2 separate regions of the Homo sapiens genome follow, and region 2 is linked to region 1. A link is a loop called in an ENCODE intact Hi-C map of the cell type or tissue named here. Cell type or tissue: heart right ventricle. All regions are shown on one strand. Each heading gives the region's core, and the rest is flanking DNA. Links, peaks and the distances in the headings are about the cores only.

The links. A loop is a pair of places that touch in the nucleus more often than their neighbours do. Peaks named below come from ENCODE experiments on the same cell type or tissue, not always from the same donor. Only the 100,000 strongest peaks of a DNase experiment are listed, where the experiment ranks them.
Region 2: a loop joins it to region 1, with 1.8 times the contacts of the local background. A loop is called at or near these places in 2 of 110 quality-filtered maps.

Annotation. Positions count from the first base shown.
Region 1 is chr6:39,538,042-39,549,054 of GRCh38, forward strand. KIF6 (kinesin family member 6) reads right to left here. Exons shown (of 23, transcript NM_145027.6): 11 at 7,542-7,647; 12 at 6,514-6,652; 13 at 1,962-2,180. Among named protein-coding and RNA genes, the nearest start is that of KIF6, 180 kb to the right of the region's middle. RefSeq lists a silencer at 2,454-2,631. In heart right ventricle, for the core only: no CTCF peak of the experiment used is centred there; DNase peaks (open chromatin) are centred at 5,305 and 6,094; H3K27ac peaks cover 1,431 bases.
Region 2 is chr6:39,417,813-39,428,825 of GRCh38, forward strand. KIF6 (kinesin family member 6) reads right to left here. Exons shown (of 23, transcript NM_145027.6): 15 at 2,136-2,191. Among named protein-coding and RNA genes, the nearest start is that of KCNK16, 100 kb to the left of the region's middle. In heart right ventricle, for the core only: no CTCF peak of the experiment used is centred there; DNase peaks (open chromatin) are centred at 2,675, 3,924 and 4,689; H3K27ac peaks cover 2,204 bases.

The DNA of each region.
Region 1 (11,013 bases), core at 2,207-7,206:
CTTACACCTTATACAAAAATTAATTCAAGATGGATTAAAGACTTAAATGTTAGACCTAAAACCATAAAAACCCTAGAAGAAAACCTAGGCATTACCATTCAGGACACAGGCATGGGCAAGGACTTCATGTCTAAAACACCAAAAGCAATGGAACAAAAGCCAAAATTGACAAATGGGATCTAATTAAACTAAAGAGCTTCTGCACAGCAAAAGAAACTACCATCAGAGTGAACAGGCAACCTACAACATGGGAGAAAATTTTCGCAACCTACTCATCTGACAGAGGGCTAATATCCAGAATCTACAATGAACTCAAACAAATTTACAAGAAAAAAACAAACAACCCCATCAGAAAGTGGGCAAAGGATATGAACAGACACTTCTCAAAAGAAGACATTTATGCAGCCAAAAGACACATGAAAAAATGCCCATCATCACTGGCCATCAGAGAAATGCAAATCAAAACCACAATGAGATACCATCTTACAACAGTTAGAATGGCCATCATTAAAAAGTCAGGAAACAACAGGTGCTGGAGAGGATGTGGAGAAATAGGAACACTTTTACACTGTTGGTGGGACTGTAAACTAGTTCAACCATTGTGGAAGTCAGTGTGGCCATTCCTCAGGGATCTAGAACTAGAAATACCATTTGACCCAGCCATCCCATTATTGGGTATATACCCAAAGGACTATAAATCTTGCTGCTATAAAGACACATGCACACATATGTTTATTGTGGCACTATTCACAATAGCAAAGACTTGGAACCAACCCAAATGTCCAACAATGATAGACTGGATTAAGAAAATGTGGCACATATACACTATGGAATACTATGCAGCCATAAAAAATGATGAGTTCATGTCCTTTGTAGGGACATGGATGAAATTGGAAATCATCATTCTCAGTAAACTATCGCAAGGACAAAAAACCAAACACTGCATGTTCTCACTCATAGGTGGGAATTGAACAATGAGAACACATCGACACAGGAAGGGGAACATCACACTCTGGGGACTGTTGTGGGGTGGGGGGAGGGGGGAGGGATAGCATTGGGAGATATACCTAATGCTAAATGACAAGTTAATGGGTGCAGCACACCAGCATGGCACATGTATACATATGTAACTAACCTGCATATTGTGCACATGTACCCGAAAACTTAAAGTATAATAATAATAAAATAAAATTAAAAAAAAAAGCTGGAAACAGGAAAGGTGTCTCTGAGTTGGCCCAACCCTGCCAAATGCTATTACGTGACAAAGTTTTATTAATTTATTGTCATTTAAGTCTGTGGTATTATTATTTTATTATTTTTGAGACAGAGTCTCACTCTGTCACCCAGGCAGGAGTGTAGTGGCCTGATCTTGGCTCACTGCAACCTCCACCTCTCGGGTTCAAATGATTCTCCTGCCTCAGCCTCCTGAGTAGCTGGGATTACAGGCGCGCACCACCACGCCCAGCTAATTTTTGCACTTTTTAGTAGAGATAGGGTTTCACCATATTGGCCAGGCTGGTCTTGAACTCCTGACCTTGTGATCTGCCTGCCTTGGCCTCCCAAAATGCTGGGATTCCAGGCGTGAGCCACCGTGCCTGGCCTGGTAATATTTTTAAATAGTTTTCCTGCAGATAGTTCATTTGGATTTATAAATAAACGCTGCCTCGTCATCATATCAGCAATATCTGATCTTATTTGTTCCCTTTCTCTAAAATTAACTTTTTTACTGTTACCCTGAACCCATCTATTCTAATGCTGAATTCTGAGAAAATTCATAGTTGGTTCCCCTCAGTTCAGTCATCAGTTTGGGAAAGTGGTATTTAATTTAAGATAATTGATAGTTATAAAAAATAATTCTAACAAAGAAATTGAGCCTTCATCCTGATACATGTAAAACTAAAGGGTGCTACATCGAAATCCATTACAGACAATGAGAAATACTGGAAATTTAGTCAACTGACCTATTTTCTTGTGGAGCAAACTGGATCTTTTCCCCAAAATGCTGAAGTCCTGGGCCTGTGAGGGAGCTGAGGATAGTCGCATTCTTTGACCTTCTTCTGGGTTTCCTAGGCGGAAGGGTGGGCTCTGGGACTGTCTGAATTCACGTCTATCCATGCCAGCCAAGTGGAGAGCCTCCTGAGCTTTCTTCTTTTCTTTTTTTAACATGTTGACCAGGATATCTGAAACTTGACTTAAGGATTTAATGCCTGATGCTAGCTTATAGTAATCAAAACACAAATGTCCTAAGTGTCATTAATGTTCCTAACATTTGCTATTTATCATGTGGTAAAGACTGAAGGAAGGCTTCAACTTCCTGAAGCCCCATATATAGCAATGGACAATTTAGGAGGCTTGCTTTCTATATAGCACCACTGTATGAAAAATTAGCAAACGCAAGGTCTTTACAATGTTCTGAGTTTAAACCAGGTACATCTTAACAATCTTATGAAAGTGCTTATAAAAAGTCAAATGAAGGCTGAATAGTAGTAGACAATAGGCTATGTATACATCTTCCCAGATAAAAGATGAATTTACTCACATAGCCCATGTATATGTATCAGCCCCCTGGGCGAGCACGCGCCTGCTCGGGAGGCAGCAGCAGAGCAGAGCGGGAGGATGGTGAAACCCACCCGGCTGGCAGATCAGCCGTCTTCATCCTGGCGGCCGGTGCGGTGACAAAGGTTCAGCCAGAGCACCCCAAGCTCAGCACGTGCTTATGTAGAGTTCACTCAGATGGGGGCTTTTTAAGCCACTAATGTTTGGTCTCAAATGTAACAGAAAAGAAGCGAATTGTTAGCACAGACATATCATTTTAAAATGCACCTTCTGTAGGCCATTGAGATATGCCAGGACCATTGATGATAAAGGATAAAACCACTCCCCTCTACCCTACTTCAGTGTTCATTCTGTGTTCACGATGCCTAGAACTCTAAGAGATTTTTGTCCAATCTGCTAAATGGAAAGACTGTAACCCCTACTGAGAATCTCAGAGCTCTAACTGCATATGGGGTAAGATGAATTCAATGCCTTTGCATCGCTAGAGAAGGCTCATTAAAATGGGAGTCTAAATGTGGTATGTGTCCTAAAGGGTAAACTTTTCAGAGGAAGGGGATACAGAGAGCACTGCTACTTAGAAAGGCGGACAGGTACCCAGATGATATTTATTCTTGGACAAGCAGCGTGGAAGTCATTTGACCTTCATCTTCCTCCTCAGCTTTAACTCCCACTTGGTGATTTCTGGAAGCATAATCAGGTTTGCTCTCTCTGATGTGGCTTCCATTCCTTGCCCCAAAACAACATGTACTTACCAAAAATGTTCACAGCTTCTTAGTGTCTAAGCATTAACATGACAGAGAAGAACAGGGCTCTGGCCGAACACGCTGCTCCTCTTTGTATGGAACTGATTACCAATGTCATCATACACTTCCATTGGTTCACACACTGTGATGGCAATATCCATCGACTCCATCGACTCACTCATTCAGTGATATTTGTTGGAGCTTGTGCTATAGATGCCAGGCCCTGTTCTAGGCATCGGTATAGAGCAATGACAAGGCAGAGTAGTTTCTTGCTCTCACGAAGCAGACGTCCTACTGGGGAAAGACGTCTCACACATGCATGCATGCACATGCACACACACACAACATCAGAATGCCACATACCTAATCTGAAGAAGGTCAAGGGTGACTGGGCAGCTGCTATACATTGGGTGCTACAAAAGGCCTAAGAGTGACCTTTAAGCTGAGATCTGAGCCATAAGAAGAACCAGCCAGAGGAAGAACATCAATGCAGAGGAGAAACAGGAAGTTTCCCTAAAGAGAAACAGGCCCGGAAGTGGCTCCCAATGCTACAGTCCTGTGATCCCACTTCCTACAATGCACAGGACAGCTCCTGAGATGAAGAATTATCCAGCCACAAATGTTGATAGTGCCAAGGCTGAGGAACCTCGTGTTAGAAGAACAACAAGAAGGTAACTGTGACTGAAGCCTAGCACACGTGGGACGAGGCATGAGAAATGAGGTCCGTGGGGGAGGGGATGGTGTAGGCAGGGCAAGATCATCCAGGCCCTCGTAAACCAGAGCAAGGAGTTTGGTTTCATTCTTCATATCATGGGAAGCCCCTTGAAGACTTTAATGAGAATAATGATGCGTTCTGATGTACATTTCATAAAGATCGCAATACGAATCTATCTTCTGTGCTGCCTTCCTTCTTCTCACCTTTCCCCTGTCTTCTTGTCCTCCCTATTCCCATTTATGGGAATGGCCTTTGTGCTAAACACTTTGCTGGGTCATGGATCCCCCTGTCATATATTTTGTGAAGGGGTGTGTGAACTTTATTCAAGCTGAGGATGTCACCAACAGGACATCATTTTCAGTCTCTTTCCAAGAAGATCTGATGTCGTTCGCAGTCATTTGGGTGCATTACTGTCTTTTGTGAAACTCAATTATAATCACTTTTTTTATTTCCTGGAAGCCATATCTTTCCCATTTGTTGTGTCACAGTCTTAGCCTTCTGGGTTCTACAAAGAAAGATATGAAAACATCCTCCAACCTGACTCTGAATAACTGTGAGATTTCAGGAGGTTTTCTTAGTCGTTGGTCTTTGATAAGCACAGCTTTGAGAGGATTAAATCTTAGCTGCTATTCTTCCTTCTTCTGAGATTGCTTATTGTCTTCATAGTCATAACTCCAATTACATCACACTCCGCAGTGCTCAAAGCACTTATGGGCTTTTCTCAGCAGGTCTTATGGTCCTGCTCCTGAAGAGTAGAAAGCAATGTCACTGAGTAGGTACAGAGCTAATAAATGAAGAGCTAGGATTTCAATCCAGGTATGAATTGAAGTGCAGTATTCTTTCCACTCTGACTCCCATACACCATCATTTTGAATAAGAGTGTCAGATGGAGGGAGCCCTGTTTGAATTGCTGACAGTTAGTAAAGAATCTAGGGTAACCCCACATGAATGGTGATGCCTGGATTCACCACAGTGAAGGAGGGGAGGTGATGGATATCTCTCTTTCACTCTCTTTTAAAAATAAACATATAGGAACAAACTTGGACTGTTCTCTCTCTGTCATATCTCATTTCATCCCTCCTATATGCACAGACATTCATAAGCCCAGAAGGGGATTAAGAAGTTGGTAGGAGTATTTAAAGGAGAAGATCCTAGACTAGGATCAAGGCCAGGAAAAGAAACAGAGCTCAGACTGGGGCTGGGGCCAGGACTGAGGTCCAGGCCGAGACCATGCCAGGAGATGGATGGTGTAAGAGGAAGGAAAAGGAATGTGAGGGTGACAACACCATGGGCAGCACTGACGGATGAAGGCTTGTGTGTGTGTGTGTGGGTGGGGGGGGATTCTCAGCTGAACCTACTGTTCCCTGGCCAGCTAAAACTCACTTGAATCTGACACACAGGATCTGCTGATACTCAAGTAAAATTAGAGACCAAAGTTAATCAGGCAACATGTCTACCTCCCATTTGGTTTGTTCTTACCTCTTTATTACTGGGTTTCCTTTATGTAGACTATTTTCATGCATTTTGCATAAATAGCTGAAGCTAAAGCATCTTTTGGTAATTTAAAAAAAGAACAAAAATATCTGTTTATAAAGAACTGACCGAAAGGATTTCTTGTGCATGTTTAAATTCTGCAAACGTAATGAAAATGTCAAATCTTTTTACAAGAAGCTTGAAAGATAAAATGAGAAACAATACCAAAGAAATATCTGGGAGGCCTGAGTTCCACCCAACCCCACAGGGGCTCCATAGAAGTAACCACTTCGTCTGCAACTGGAGGCAGCACATGCTCCCATGGGCTACTACCACTTTCAGCACCCAAAATACACTGCCTCTTGGAGCCAATAAGAATTCTATCTTATTTGGTACTGATCAGTTTAGCTAAAAAAAAGAATTCTATCTTGAACACTCATCTATACTCACTTCCAAATTTGGGAACATTTGTAAGTGTAACTCAAAGCAGTAGATCTGGCTTTTAAATAAAAAGTTACATTTAAATCAATCTCTGCTCTTCATAAGCTAAATACCATTTGTCATTTTTCAGCCATCATTTGAGTTTCACCCACGCACCAGCCACAGATTCTGGGCCATGGTGAGTCTGTGGTCAGCCTGTTGTCTGGTCAGCTTGCTAAAGATAACCAGCTAACTTACTGGCTCAGGGCTAACACAAAGAGAACACAACAGAGGAGCCAAAAAATATATTTTAAAAAATTAATGTTAAAAGATGGTGTAAAAAGGCTCATACTTTGAAATAAACTAAAATGTTCCCTGCAAGAGTAACTATGTCAGGATAAAAACAAACACATTTTTTTCTTTTATAGAAACTCTTTTTCACTGGTTGCAATACTTTGCTGAAGGGACCTTTGACTTCTCAATGGAAAGAAGCAATGTGAAATGGAAGCTGGGTGGGGAGCTCAGCCATGTGGCTCAGGAAAGACTGCTGTTTACCCCTTTCAAACCAGGATAGAGGAAGTTTCTTCATCACTTCAGAAAGGATACTGATTTCGTTATCTCTCTGTTTCAGAATATCTCGTAGCTTTCTATATTCTTCTTCTTTTAATGGTTCTTGACAATCTTGGTCTTTGCTTTCAGAGGAGACTGTATTGTTTTCAAGGATCTTCTTGTCATTCAATAGTTTCTGTAAGATAAAATAAGAGCTTAGTACCCATATCTCTAGTCCAAATTTCTTTGTTTCTTTGACTCTTTTTCCTTTAACAATTCCCTGCACACATCAGGCATGTGTGACCTGTCTGATGCAGGTGCGATGTCTTTGCGATGCAGTTGCTTTTTTGGCTTGGCATGTTTTCTCCCTTCTACCTGCCTTCTTTCCCCTCCTCCTTCCTCAACCCTCTCTCCCCATCTTATCTCTCCTTCCCTAAATTGGGAAATGCCTACTCAACATTATCTCTTCTTGGACTCCTTTCCCTTTCTCTATACATCATTCCACTTAATTTACACTTTTATTCTAGTACTTATCATGTATTGTGATTATTCTTTACAACATCTGTCATCTCCATGACTTGCTTATTAAACTTTGTCTTATCTATACCTGGCCCTTAGTAACTCACAACAAATGTTTATTATCTTAAAGAAGTATGCAAAAATACAAGTGAGCTAAAAGTAAAAGTGATTATATTCCCAGCCCCTTGTCATGAAAATTAAAACCTAAGGCAGAGAAAAACTGAAATATCATATGGGTATATCAAACTGCTGAAAAAATACAGAATGCAATTCTCTTGATATAGCTTGAAAATAGTTTTTTAAAAAATATGGAACTATTCTGTGTAGAAGGTAGAGATTCCTGACAAAAGAATTAGAAGTCCATGGCCTGAGTTTATTTATTGGCAAGTAAGATACAATCTCTGAAGAAACTCAGTGATAATCATACTATTGATTCAAAGATCGTACCATTTTCTGGACATGCAATGCTGGATCCTAACCTTCCAAGAACTGGTCAACTAGAAAAGTTTTTTTGCAGCTTGAACATGGCTGAAAATGGCTTCTATTGGGGAAACATTTAAGTTTACCTTTAAATGATGAAAACAGTGATGAACTTTACGCATATCCGCGCCAACCTCTAATCTACTGTCTGAATCCTGGTCTTCCAAAAAGGATGTTATTAGTTTTTCCAGCCTAAAAATACATAATGTATGAGAAGCAACTGTGAGCTAGAAGCTTTAAAAATTCTAATGGCATTATCTAGTTGGTTAACATTTGAAGTACAGAATATTGTTCCCACCTCTTTACAGAAGTACAGATTTGAGTATAAAAATTAAGGGAAAAGAAACATTGACAAAGTGAAATTTATAGTGAAGCCATTATTTGACTAATTTCCAGTGAATTTTCTTATGAAGCTTTCAATATAGAAATCATTTGATTTCTATGGTCCATCCATTCTAGCCACTCTGAATTTCTATGCCCCTGTGCCTGGCTGCTGCATTGCTAGAAAAAGTAATGAGAATGTATTTTAAATTAATTTCACTAAAAATGCATGTGACTCCGCTTCAGCTGGCACCTCAGTGATACCCCACTATTTTTTTAATCATTCCAGGTGATCTTCTATTCTTCACAGTGCCTATTCCAAATCTTTCTACAGCCCCCAAGCCTGCCACTACTCTTTCACTCTCTGTCAATAAAGTCACTTCTTTATTGGTGAAAGCCATGCAGACTCCTTTGTTTCCTCCTCCTTTGCCTCAGAGTGTCTCTGCCTCACTGCTCAGGCCCTCTTCCTGCTTTTATAGATTGTGGATATTCTTCCTCTTTCTGAAGGCCAGTTTCTCCCCTGGGCTCTCTCTCTGCTTCTTCCAGGGCTTATCTAGTTAATTACCTCTTTTCCCTTAATCATCTCTTTATCTCCTCTCTATACTGACTCCTTCCTCTTTGCTTACAATCATGTTGTTTTTCCTATCCTAAAACAAAATGAAATAGAAAACAAAACACCTCCCTTTGGAGGGACCATCCAACCACTCTATTCTAAAGTCCTAGTTTGGCCGGGTACAGTGGCTCACACTTGTAATCCCAGCACTTTGGGAGGCCCAGGTGGGCGGATCACTTGAGGTCAGGAGTTCAAGACCAGCCTGACCAACAGAGTGAAACCCCTTCTCTTCTAAAAACACAAAAACTAGCCAGGCAAATTGGCATGTGCCTGTAATCCTATCTACTTAGGAGGCTGAGGCAGGAGAATCACTTGAACCCAGGAGGCAGAGGTTGCAGTGGGTTGAGATTGTGCCACTGCACTCCAGCCTGGGCAAAAGAACAAGACCCTGTCTCAAAAAAAAAAAAAAAAAAAGTCCTAGTTTATTCATAGCACCACGTGCCAATGTAGCATTCTAGTACTTTGTATCAGAGGGAAATTCTTGGCTCTTATTTATCTTTGTTCTTCCCGTCCCCCTAACATTAGGTTCTCAACACAAATATGTTCACTAGTTACTGGATTCACTGCCATGGACATGGTTCCCCTCTAGGTTGAGATGGAACTCTTAATAAGGAAGGTTTAAGGATGACAATCAGTATCTATGATGTTATGTATCATAATACAGCAGCAGCATATCTTTCTAGTACTATTATGAAAATATTTGCATACTTTCAGCATCTTTTAAAACTGTATCTACACATTTCTCTTCTGCTGTTACTATCAGCCCACCCAGATAAAATGTAATGATTTCTATCATAGAACAGCCTTGGATTTCATTTGTACCTCTTGTAATTTGTGACATGTGACAGCTATATATTTACAAGTGTGAGACAATTTATACCGTTACTTTTAAGGAGTTTCTTTAGGTGAAGAGATACTTATTTGCACTATTTGCTGATTGACAGTGTGTTTCCTTTTGGATTAGAGCTTCAAACCATCAGATATACAGAGGGATTTATTCCTGATACATTTTTTAAAAAATCATGTAAATTATTATGAAAACACATGTTTATGAACAAAATTCCAAACAATGCAGATGTGAATATATTAAAAAGTGAAAACTCCTCCCACTCCCCTGCCACCATTCCCCTCCACCTTTTTTTAAAAAAATTTGATACCTTGGGAAATCCACTGTTAACAGTTAAAATATATTATTCTTATTCTTAATGAAGCAGATACCTATATTTATATATTCATTTATACATTTTGGTTTGTTGTTTTTACAAAAATGAGATCATAGTCTGAATAATGCTTTACATCATTATATTTCTAAAGCATTTATGGCAGATGAGCTTTTCCATCAGTGCATACACAGTAAAGGTATTTCATTTCTAATGGCTATATAATATTCCATACTATGGATGTACTACTATTCCTCTCTTGATGGACACTGAGGTGACATACTCATACAGTTGCTACTTTCCTCTGTAACCCATGATGAGACCTTGATCTACAAACCTGACTTAATGAGGTTTAAAAAATAGTAATGTTTAGCTACTTGTATTTTCCCTGAATACATAGCAGAAATTTTGAAATTTCAAAAATCACTGTGGGTTCTAGAATATACACTCGTTTTCTGGAGTGAAAGCACTTTGTGATTTCCAGAGTCCATAAAATTTCTAGCAGACAATATTAAGTTGGAAGTAATGGTTAATCAATTCTTTCTTCTTGCTTTTTCTTTAGAAAACAACTTTTGAATAGTTTAATCACAAGTACATATTCTAGGAAACGTTCTCTGAAGGAAGGCTGAAGTGGACTCCTAGCTCAGAAGGAAACCTCGTAAGATACAAGCCTGCTGATGAGCTGGACCACTCACAGATTGCTCACGTGCACTGGGCTTTGGTATTCCATCAAGGCTCCTCTCCCACACAGCAACACTGTAGAATACAAGGAGGACCAGGGACATGATCCAAAGAAATGGGCAAGAACTTCTGCCTGAGTAAAAGAACTGATCGCTTTACTCTTTCTGGGACTTGATTAGTCTAGTACATAACTAAGAATGAAGATCAGCCTTTTGACATGCTATTTTGCTTTCAGCACTTGAGAACACAAAGAAACATGCCTGGTCTTTCCTTCATACATTTGATTTACTGTTGGGTTTATTTCCTTATCAGGCAAGGACTTGGTCTAATAATTAAAATGCAGAAAAATGCTTAATTCAGATGTTTTCGTTGTACTCCTCTAGTAGTTGAGAGTGAACAAATGAACCCAAATTCCCCACATTTTCCTATCTACCAAAATAGTGTCCAAGTTTATACCTAGTCCCTGCTCCCTCTAAGGGGTCTCCCAGCTGCCAGAACTCTGCTGAACAGTGGAAAACTGTTTGCAGAAAAGTCTCGCTAAGGAGGTCAAGTGAGTACAATAAAGTCTATTTTTTAGGACAAGCCCAAGTCAACAAGAGCTTTCCTTATTCTCTACTTACACTAGAAGAAAAGAAGGAAGAAAAAAGAATCCTAGGGGAAAGAGAAAAGAAATACACACCATTCAGTAACAAGAAATATTGTAATAATTTAGTGTGTCTGAACACATGACTTCGCTGATGGTAGGTGATGGTTTGATGTCTGGTGACTATACAGATCTCAGCC
Region 2 (11,013 bases), core at 2,445-7,444, 120 kb before region 1:
GGTTTTATTTTGGTTTACAGAGTAAGATATTTTTTAAGAGCAAAAGTTTATATTATTTCTTAGGGAGAAACAGTTTATAAAAGGTCTTCTCTCTTATCCCTCCAAGGATGAAAACAGACCACTGGGTCCCTTGAGGTAAGAGGATGCTGACAAATTGGCCCTGGCTCCACTGAAGTCAGCTTCCTCTTTCCCTCCTTCTCCCCTTCAAGCCAAGTAGACTATCACTGCCCACTGTCTGGGACTGGGATGCCCCCCAGCAGAGTGTCTGCCTTCCCACCTGAAGGAGATCAGCCTAGGATCAATTTCCTTATTGGTGTGGGTGACTGGGCCCTCTGAGAATCAGATGAGCTATGGATGGACATAATCTTCAGAAAAATACAAACATTCCTAACTCCCAGTTTTTCTCATGCAGTTTTAGGATGTTCAGGAATCCAGGTCAAGAAAGGGGTTTGAAATCTTTTTTTGTGCCAGCGATCTTCTGGCAGTCTGATGACCTTACGGACCCCTTCTCAGGATAATAATTTGGTGCATAAATTAAAATACGCAGGCTTTTAAGATAAACCAATTATATTGAAATAGTTATCAAAATTGTAAAACCTTTTGTGATACAGAAATATCTATGTACTTTTATATAAATGTATTAAATAAAAAGATCTAATGGTGAGTCTAATAACCACTGTAATTTTGTACTGATAGCACAAAAGATATTTTACAACGTCTGCCCCTCTGTGATATGACATGCAGGCCTCTGTGACTTCCACTGGGTTCATCATTGAGGTGGTGCTAAGTTTCAGTTAGAGGTTAGTAGAAATACAGGGGCATTTCTCTCCTATCAAGATCCTGGACCTTAGGTCAAGAACTCCTGAGACACAAGGATTCTGAGTGTGGCTGTTGGCTGTGTCTCTGGGTCTGGCTGCCTCAGCCCCTTCTGTCTCAGGCCACAGAGGGGACTGTGGGGCTCCTGTTTACCGACCGAGACAAACTGAGGCTATCGTGATTTTTATATTCTGTTAGAAAAATTAAAGGGGGCACTCACAGTGGCTTCTGTCCTGTCCTCACTTGTAGGCGGAGAAAAGGGGGTAGTAAGAGAGACCCAGCGGGCCAGCTGTGAGCCAGTAACTGCTGCCTTCTCCAGCACAGAGGTGAGGCACAGGGATCGCCTCTGTGAAGCTGCCCTGGGCCTGGGAGATGGGTCTCTGTGGTATCTTTTAGTTTGGGATGAAAAAAACATTGTCCTCTTACTTTTAAAAGGATTTGAGGCTGGGTGTGGTGGCTCACCACCTGTAGTCCCAGCACTTTGGGAGGCCGAGGTGGGTGGATCACTTGAGGTCAGGAGTTCGAGACCAGCCTAGCCAACGTGGTGAAACCCCATCTCTACTAAAATCACAAAAATTAGCTGGGTGTGATGGCATGCACCCATAGTCCCAGTCACATGGGAAGCTGAGGCAGGAGAATCACTTGAACCTGGGAGGTGGAGGTTGCAGTGAGCTGAGATCACGCCACTGCACTCCAGCCTGGGCAACAGAGTGAGACTCTGTCTCAAAAAAAAAAAAAAAAAAAAAAGAGAATTCGAGGCACATTTTACTGAGTTGCCTCTTGCCTTAACTTCACCTTTGCAGGGGTACTCACCTAAGTGGGGAGCCCTCCGTGGCAGCCTCCACCTTGGGAAGGCACGATGGCTTGTTTTTGCTTCTTATCCTTCCACCAGCTTATTGACTGATGCTAAAATATCATACCTGTGCCAAATATGCTAAGCAGAAGCTTTGGGAGGTGTAAGAGTGTTTCCCCATACTTGAAATACGAAATGACGTCTCACTGTAACCGTGAAGTTATGATTAGCTGAGCTACTGCTGAAAAACACCAGGGAAAAGCACAACTCTCTGATTGGGATGCTGGAGCTCAGGTCTGCCTGAGGATGAAAAGTTCAAGTTCTAGACAAAAGAAAGTGCTTTTCCTGCTGGGTGGTGGGAGGGATCACACACTTCCTAGGGAAGGCTCTCAAAGCAGCTTCCTTGGCAGGGGCTCTCCTGAAACTGGCCATTTGGGGCTTCATGGCCATTTGGAGGCACATCATGACCTGATTTTCACCAGGAAAATGGTTTCTGAAAGAGGCTCACAGAATATCATCTGCTTACCAATTTTACTTCTTGCTTCATTTATACTTTCTCCCAGGGCCTTGGCTTCAGAAAATCTGGAGGGGAAAAAAATGAAAATTGTAGTTTTTCTGTTCATCCTACAAGATGTTTTAAAAATAATAGATTTCTTAGAGGTCACTAAAATATGATGAAACTTTATTGAAAGACACAAAAGAAAAATCTAAATAAGTAAAATATATTAGGCTTAAAAATAGAGAGAAAATTGGTATTAATTATAGGTATTGTTAATTTTTACTCTATCCAGCACAGAATTTGTATTCTCATAGTCTCTCATTTATGACTTTTAATTTATATTATTTCATGATGCAAAGATATCAGAATAAAGCCTGGCTGTAAGGTTTCTGTGCTGTGTTCTATTGATTATGATACCAAGATCTTATAACCAAAGAATATATACTTACATAACTTTTTTCTGATTATAAAATAATATATCAGAGGTTGTAAAACTATGGCTGGTTATGAGACAAATCTGGCCTGCTGCCTGTTTCTGTAAATAAAGTTGCCCTGGAACACCGCCACTCCTATTCACTGACGCATTTTCTGTGGCTGCTTTCACGCTACAAGACAGAGTCGACTAGATGTGACAGAGACTGCGTGGCCTACAGGGCTGAAAATATTTTCTACCTCACCCTTTATAGAAGAAGTTTGCTGATTCCTGTTATATACCGTTATTAAGCCAGATTTTGAAAATACAAAAACAAGAAAAAAATTCTCAAGTACTCCTCTACCCAGAAATAAGCACATTGGATACACGTATCCACCCCGTCTTTTATAGAGCCAGTTTTTATAGGGTTGGGATCATAATACAGATATGATTTTGTGCCCCGATGTTTTTTTTTCACTTAGCATTGTAACATAAGTCCTTCCCTGTATTATGAGATGCATACCTTTGATGGCTTCATGCTAGTCTACTAGATTGCTGTGCTAATGTTTAGTGAGTGATTCCTTTATGTTTCTGGCCTATGTTTGAGACACCCACGATGAGCCAACTTTGCGCTAGAGAAGCAGACAGGACATGGCCTATGTGAGAACATGTAGTTCAGTCCCTATACATAGTGGGCCCTCATGAAATGTTAGTTGCTTTCCCTCCTCTCCTTTCTGCCATGAAGTTAAAGAGACAATTGAAAGCCTATGAAAGCAAGCACCTAATAGATAGCTGAATTAAATGGCTGTACCTTGGCGGGGCTAGTCATGCCATTAGCGTTTGACTAGGGAGTGGCCTGTCCACGAGTGAGCGGAGAGCTGTCAGGAAAGCTTCATGTACAAGGTGGGAGTGACCTGGGTTTTGTGGATCCACAGGAGTTTTTAGAAAATGTTTTATTATGAAAATTTCCAAATATACACAGGATAGTAGAATGAACCCTAACATACCCAGTATCACATTTTATTAATTGTCCAGTTTTATTTCAACTATTTCCCCTCCTCCTCCGCACTCTTCTCTTCTCACTTCCCCATCTCTAATATCCCGGCAAATCCCAGATATCCTATTGTTTCATCCTTGAACACTTTAGTTGACTGGGATTGTGTTGGAGGAAGTGAGCAGAGGAGGGCATTCCAGGCAGGGGAACAACAAAAGCAAAGGCCAGAGTGCCACGACTGCTCTGTGTTGGATGGAAAAGAAGTGTGAATTATGTCATTGCTATTTTCCAAATCTGTCTGCTTGGCCTGGGACTGTGGACAGGAGGTTTCCAGGGAAGGGGACTAAAGTTTTTCTCAATGTTAGTTTCTTGGGACTCCGCCCCTGGCTCCCTTATTAAGGCTGTTCAGGCTCATCGTAGATTATGTATGTTCTCTCCTCAGCGACGGCCTGTCACCTTCCAGGGAGAAGTACAGTTCCACTTGATGCAATTCAGACATTTACATGATGCACAGGTCACTGTGCTGGGCTCTGTGGGCTCATATGGCCTCTGCTGCTGGGCAGGCATAAGGCGACATTTGCTGCAGGCCATTTGGAAGATGAGGACCATCTTCAACTCTCCATTCTGCCAAGGGAGGGCCTATGATCATTTCATCACTGCTCTGTCCATCCCTAGTACCTAGGATTCATAGGATCTGACAGTCACACGTTGCTCAACGAGTGACTCCTCCCATTTCCTGTTCCATAGGCTTCTGGAAGCTTTAGACTCTTCGGAATAAGGAAAATACAAGAGCAAGGGTGCAAAACTGCTGAAATTCACACTGAAATTCACATCAATGCTGGAGGAAACCAGAGTACAGATAGAAAAGGAAGACAACATAAGCAGAAGAAGGACTTTCCACCGCAGTGCTGCCCAGAGAATCCCTGACAAGCCTGGGATGGAGTCCCCCAGCCTTGGCGGTGCCCAGATGTGTCTGGGGGGCCTGGCAGAGGGAGCCGCTGAGTGCTGTGGTCAACTCTCTCCAAAGAGCCGCCCTGCTCCAGAGCTGGCAGAAACTGTGTGGAAAGCCACGAGCTGTTCCTGTTTCTCTGTTGCAGCCCAGTCCTGAGCTAAAAAGGGCTTTCCCACTGGAGAGGTGTGGTCTGAGGGCTGTGCAGTCTTCATGAGACCATTTTCCCGTCACTCTGGAAGTTGTCACCACTCCAGGCCACCCCACCCACATGTGTTCCTGATCCCTGGTTGTCAAGACGAACTCTGAAAGGCCCAACCCTGAGTGTGTAGAGGGAAAGAGCAAGTGTCAAAGGAGATGGGAGAGATGAGAAGGCTAAGGACTCGGTTAGGAAAGATGCGAGAAAGAGGGTGACCCCATCAGTGCTGCCACGTTCTTCCTGGCCCACCTGCATCTCCACGCCTCTCCAGCCAGCCCCAGTCTCCCTCCCTCCTCACTTACTCCCTTTCCTCCTGCCCCTCCGTCTGAATTCTGCTCACCTAAACTTCACCAGGGGGAGTTTCCTGCCTCCTGATTATCTAAAAGGCGCATCCTCATCCATGAGATGGCTCAGGGAGCCAACTTTTGGCCAAGGGTATGCTGCACCCCTGTACGATATCCTAAGGTGCTGCTCACTGCTATGCTGATGAGGCTGCACCTTGAGGAGGGGCAGGAAGGTTGTGTAACTCAGCCAGGACCACTGATGAGCGCCCGAGGGTTTCTTTCTATTGGTGCCAAAGCATTCCTATTAGGGCGTCGTTAGTTGTGTGGCTGGCTTTGGGGAGTGTAAGATAGCTGGGTGCAGTTCCAGTGTGGATGCAGGCAGGCTGCCATGTCACCTGCACACAAAATCCTGTGCAGGGGCAGGGGCTGGGCTTGGAAGGGAGAAGGAATGCGATGCTCTGCTGTTCTTCTACTAGCCTGGCTTCCCGTAACACCCAGCCCTCCTCAACTATGGCTCCCACTGTGTGCCAGACAGGTACTTGCAGACCCTGGGGAAATGCTCTGTTATTGGCTTCCAAGGGCCCCGGCTCTTCTGTCTTTTTCCCCCTCTCTCTGGCACCTCCTTCTCAGTCTCCTTTGCTGATGTGTTCTGCAGCCTGTTCCTTGAATGTTGATAATCCACAGGATTTTGTCCTAGGCCCACTCCTCATTTTCCCTACTCCCTGTAGGCATTCCCTTTATGCCAGCATCTCCTTGGCTATCTCAACTGTCATCTCTCAAATCTCCACCTCAGCCCTGCTTTAGTTCCTGACTCAGGTATCCAACAGCCTGTTTGATACCTTGAAGATAACTAAAATCGACTGTACCCAAAAAGAACTAATCATCTGCCCTGAACACCTCCCCTGTTTTTCCTGTTGTTCCTGTCTCAATGCACAGCACCATCACTTACGGATGGCTCATGTCAGTAACCTGCACGCCACCCTTTGCCCCTCTCTCCATTAGCGCCTTCCCTCAATCCTGGAGTCTCAGCCATTCTCTATCCTCAATATCTATCAGAGCATTCCACTTAGCTCCAACTGCCTGAGAGCAGAACGCTGCCATCTCTCCCAGATTATTGCAACCACTGCTTGCTCCTTCCCCTGCAATCGCACTGCCTGTCCGCAGGCTAGTCCCCACATTTTAGCCTGAGTGATTCTTCTTAATGCAAACCTGGTCCTGTTACTCCCCTGCTCAAAACTCCTCAAGTGCTCCCCAGTGACCTCGGGAGAAAGTCCGGATTCCCTAACAGGGCGAAGTAGACTCTTCACGCTCTGGCTCCTGCTGCCTTCTCCAGCTTCTTCTCTTCCATCCCCCACAACATTCCCAGGCAGGCTTGAATCTTAGTTTCGTCAAGTGTCACACTGTCTCTCATCTTGGGGACGTCCCCTTTACTTGGAGCCTGTCTTTTCCTCTGACTAATTTCTGCCTAACCCCTTAGTTTCCACAGTGATGTCTCCTCCTCTGGATAGCATTCCAGGACTGTGCAGGTCTACAATACATGACACCCCCAGGTGCTCCCCAGCACCCTGCACTTCTGCCATCATAAGCAGATGGCATACTATATGTGAATTGCCTGTTTACTTGTTTGTTTCCCTTTCAATATGGTAAGCTCCATGAGGACAGCAACCACATCTGCTTAATTCACTCTTTTCTCTGGGGCTTAGAACAGGGGCTTGCACCTAGTAAGCATTCCATAAATATTTGTAGAATAAAAGAAGATAAGCACGTGAGCAAGTGTGTGTGCCAAGGCAACGTGCACAAGTGAGGAGCGCTAGACTGGAAGTCAGAGTAGGACCAAATGCCTACCTCACCTCTTAGCGACTGGGTCTCAGGCTCTTCATTTCTAGGATTAGAATGAGATGCCGTCAGGGCTGGGTTGATGTGGAAAGAGCATGCATGCAAATATGTTTTGTGTGTCATAAATTCATTATGACCATGGCCTGGCAGTGTAGGAACCCCCCGTAGGGAATGTGATGGACTGTGAAGTGGGAATGTGTGTTGGAAGCAGTAACCACAGACAATAGTTTGTCTCAGCAAACCAAAGTATTAGAAAGGATCTCTGCAAGTCAATGGTCAAGGACACTCAAGATGGTTGCTGAGTTTCTCATTTTCAATGGAAATGAAAAGGATGGAGGAATTGAGGGTGAATCTGACGTTAACTTCCAAGATCAGTTCCAGAAAGAATCCCATCCTGCTGTGGGGTGTGTCAGGCGGAGATACTCATCATGACTGGGGAAGCAGCTGGCTCTGCCCCACACACCATTCACTAGGGATCATGGGCAGTGGCTGCTTTTACCCATGGGCCAAAGAGAGGGGCTGGTGTTCGTTCAGCAGCCACTCAGTCCCCAAGAGCCTCTGCAACCAGATGCTCTGTCATGCCAGCTGAGATTGCCTTCTGAGAATGGTGGGCCAATATGTGTTTGAGGGCAAAGGGTTCCTACAATATCTTTCCTACTTTTCTTGTCTAGAACAACTAACTTAATATGTTGCTTTTTCATAGAGTGAACATCCAATACCCTTCCCTGTCAGAGAGGAGGACAGAAGACTGGGCCTATATTTTGCCATTTTTTTCCTCCATAAACTTGTACCTTGTACCCTGGCTGCCTCCACTTTATTGTAATAAAGATCCACCCTTTGTTCCCCTTATGCTTTTTAAAAAATGCTAGTATTCCTTTCCCGTTTCATCTCTCCCACTATGGCCTCCCTCTCCCGCCTCCAGTTGATCAGCTCCTCCCCTGACCCTCCAGAAGCCTGCTGCATCCTCCTACTTCTCGGAAGCTGTAAAGTCTTCTCCAGCCATTTTCTTGGCTGCCAAGATTTCTCAAAGTCAATTTCAAATTGTCATTCACAAACAAAAAAAGTGTTTTTTGAGTACCTTTTTTTTTTTTTCCTGTGGCCAGCACTGCTTTTAAAATTGTGGAGAGGCTGAGAAGATTCTAATCTAATCTCTGCTCTCAGAGTTTATCATTTTAGTTCAGCAGAAAAGATGTAAATACAAAAAAAAAAAAAAAAGGAAAAATCATAAGGGTTAAAATGAAAGTCTAATGGGAGCCAGGAAACTCCTCCTCACCATGGGAGTTACCTCCTGATGGTGCCACACGGTTTCTCTCCACCCTCGGTCCGGTTTTCCTGTTGGTTTTAGATGGCTGTTTGATTCTATGTTAGAAGGATCCAACTGAGTGAAGGGGTGCTTTGCTTTGTTTAGTTTACATTTTCAACACCTTCATTTCCAATAGCAGTTAATCTCCCCATTTATTTCTTCTTTTGTTATTGAATGGGACTCTGAGACTGATGGACTCAGTTTGTATGAAAAATCTGCCACAAAAGAAAGCTTGCAGTGCCTGGGCACTGGTATTTGCCAAGCATGGGGTTTCCAGCCTCTCTTCATATTATTGTATACTATAGGGATGAGTCATGCCTGGAAAATGTGATTGTGAATTGCAATTGTTCTCTGCTGAAAAATCTGGCTTAAGAATTGGCTCACATGCTCTAGTTCACCAAAGGGCGAACATCCTATTCATGTGCCAACATCTTATTTCTCTTGTCACATACAGGCAGCACAACTTCCTCAGACTGGAGACCAGAGCTTAGAGATGCTAGAAATTCCCCGTGAGAGCAGCAAAGGGTGCAGGAAAAAGGGGAAGAAAAACCTTTCTATTAAGTAACATGGGGCTGAGTGCATTGGCTTACACCTGTAATCCCAGTACTTTGGAAGGCCCAGGGAGGGGGGAGGATCATTTGAGCCCAGGAGTTCTAGACCACCTTTGGCAACACAGAGGGACCTCATCTCTACAAAAGGTAAAATTAGTCAGGCGTGATGGCATGCATCTGTAGTCCCAGCTACTCGGTAGGCTGAGGCAGGAGGATCACTTGAATCTGGGAGGTTGAGGCTGCAGTAAGCCATGATCACACCACTGCACTCCAGCCTAGGCGACAGAGTGAGACTCTGTCTCTTCAAAAAAAAAGTAACATGGAATGAAGGGGATGGGGGAACCACTCACTGTCCCCTCCTGCAACTCTAAATCAATTCTTATACTCTGGGTCAGGGCTGAGAGAGTCAGAAGAGATTGTGGGTCACCAATAATCCCTACATTTGTGCTTAGAACCTACTTGCTATGGGGTAGAGAGGCTGAACTCATTCAAGGCTTTTGCATGGGGGCAATTAGTTCCAGCCCCTATTTAGTGGCACTTTGCCAACATAATGTCCCAACACCAGCATGGTCAGACCACAGAATTAGTCTGATGTGAGAAGTCTGGGGTGAAATGGGAGTCCAGGCTGGTGGGTCCTGGTTGCTGAGGTCTATTGGGAAGCTGAGGCTTAGAGATGAGGCAGGAAGCCATCGCTGAATTTCACCCTAAGTCAACCCCCTCCAGTCTGTGTCTGTATTCCCAGAACTGCCCATCTTCCCACAGTTGGGCCACATGAGTCCTTCCTGTCACTAGAGGGAATGGAAGCAAATGTGTGGAAGGGGCCCGGGTTACTGGAAGGGCATTTCCTAAAGTAAGGGTGGCATGGAAGTGACCCTATGAGCATCTGTGAAGCCTTCCTTTGATGTCTGTTGTTGAAACCCTGCTTATGCAGTTATTTGTTTTCATACAAGAACATTTTTCTTATTCCCCTTCCTTAAGCAGTTATGAACATGTAATATCTAATAATTCAATACTCTCCATCAATGCAAATAAGAGCTCCAATCCTAAGAAAGGGGTAGGTTCTGGGTTACATCCCCTATACCAAATAGTCCTTTAATGGTTAGTATTACAGGAACATTAGTCAGATATAGAAATTTTTAAAAAAATATGGGCTGGTCTCCTGACTTTTCATTTGATTTAAAAAGACTGATTTACTGCTGGGAAAACCTCTTTTCAGAGGAAAGGTTGTGTGAGTTTTAGTTCCCTTGCACTATGGCCACAAGGAAGATGGGATCATTGGTATTGCCAGCCCATCCTGCATAACTTAGGTATGTTTAAACTCAAAAGCACATTTGTCACATGGGTTGTCAGAACTCTACTGTACAGAGTTAAGTGAGCTCTATATTAGAAGGCTTTGGAAGACCACAACATCCTCATCCCACTCAGCCCCGACCCAAATCCCTGCTGAAAATAGACCTAAACTCAGGTTACAAACCAGAACCAGAAACAATGCCAACTTTATAATAAGAAAGATGAAGTACTATGTTCTCCCTAAGTTAGTGGTTCTTTGATTTGAGCATGTGTAAGAATCACTTGGTAATTTTTTTCTAACCTGTAGTGTTTGGGGGATCTTACCTTAGGGATTCTGGATCTCATGGTTTCTGGACACTGTCTAAGCCAGTGGTTTTCAAACCTACATGCTACTGGAATCTGCTTTTTAAAAAGAGATGCTCAGGTTGCACCTAATTTAATTAGAATATCTGGGGAGTCAGGGCCAGGCTTTGGTAGCTTTTAAAAGCTCTGTTGGTTGTTTTAATATGAAGCCAGTTACGAGTCCCTGGTGTAAGCTAAGAAGCCTCTCGTATAGACATGGCTGAAGGTTCTTTGGAAGTCTTTTGGATGAGACAGCTAGCTTAACATGCTTATCTTCAGACAGACAAGGTATCCTGCCCCAACACGTCCAACTAGCCATATTAAAAATTCATGTCTTACAACATGGATAAGCATTAGAAGGCTTGTGAAACCCTTGGATTTACAGGCTAAAATTTGTGCAGATGTGCATATGTCCCCCTTTCTAGGGAGAGAGTATTCAGCTTCACTGGATTCACTTTATTTTCTTCCCTATCCCCTTGTTTTATTCGTTTATTCATTCATTCCTTTTTATCCCCATGCCCTGCTCCCATTCTTGTGGGTAAAGTATGCTAAAGTATATCTGGGACTCATAAAGTATACCAGGGACTCATAAAGTATACCTTTTTTGCTAAAGCATATCTTTGTTTGCATGTTTTTCTTTGCTTTCTGTGGATCTATTTGTAATTTATCTGAATGATGTGATCTTACTCAGTGCTATGCTTTTAAGGTCTATGTTAATTGGTATGCATACATCTAATCCATGACT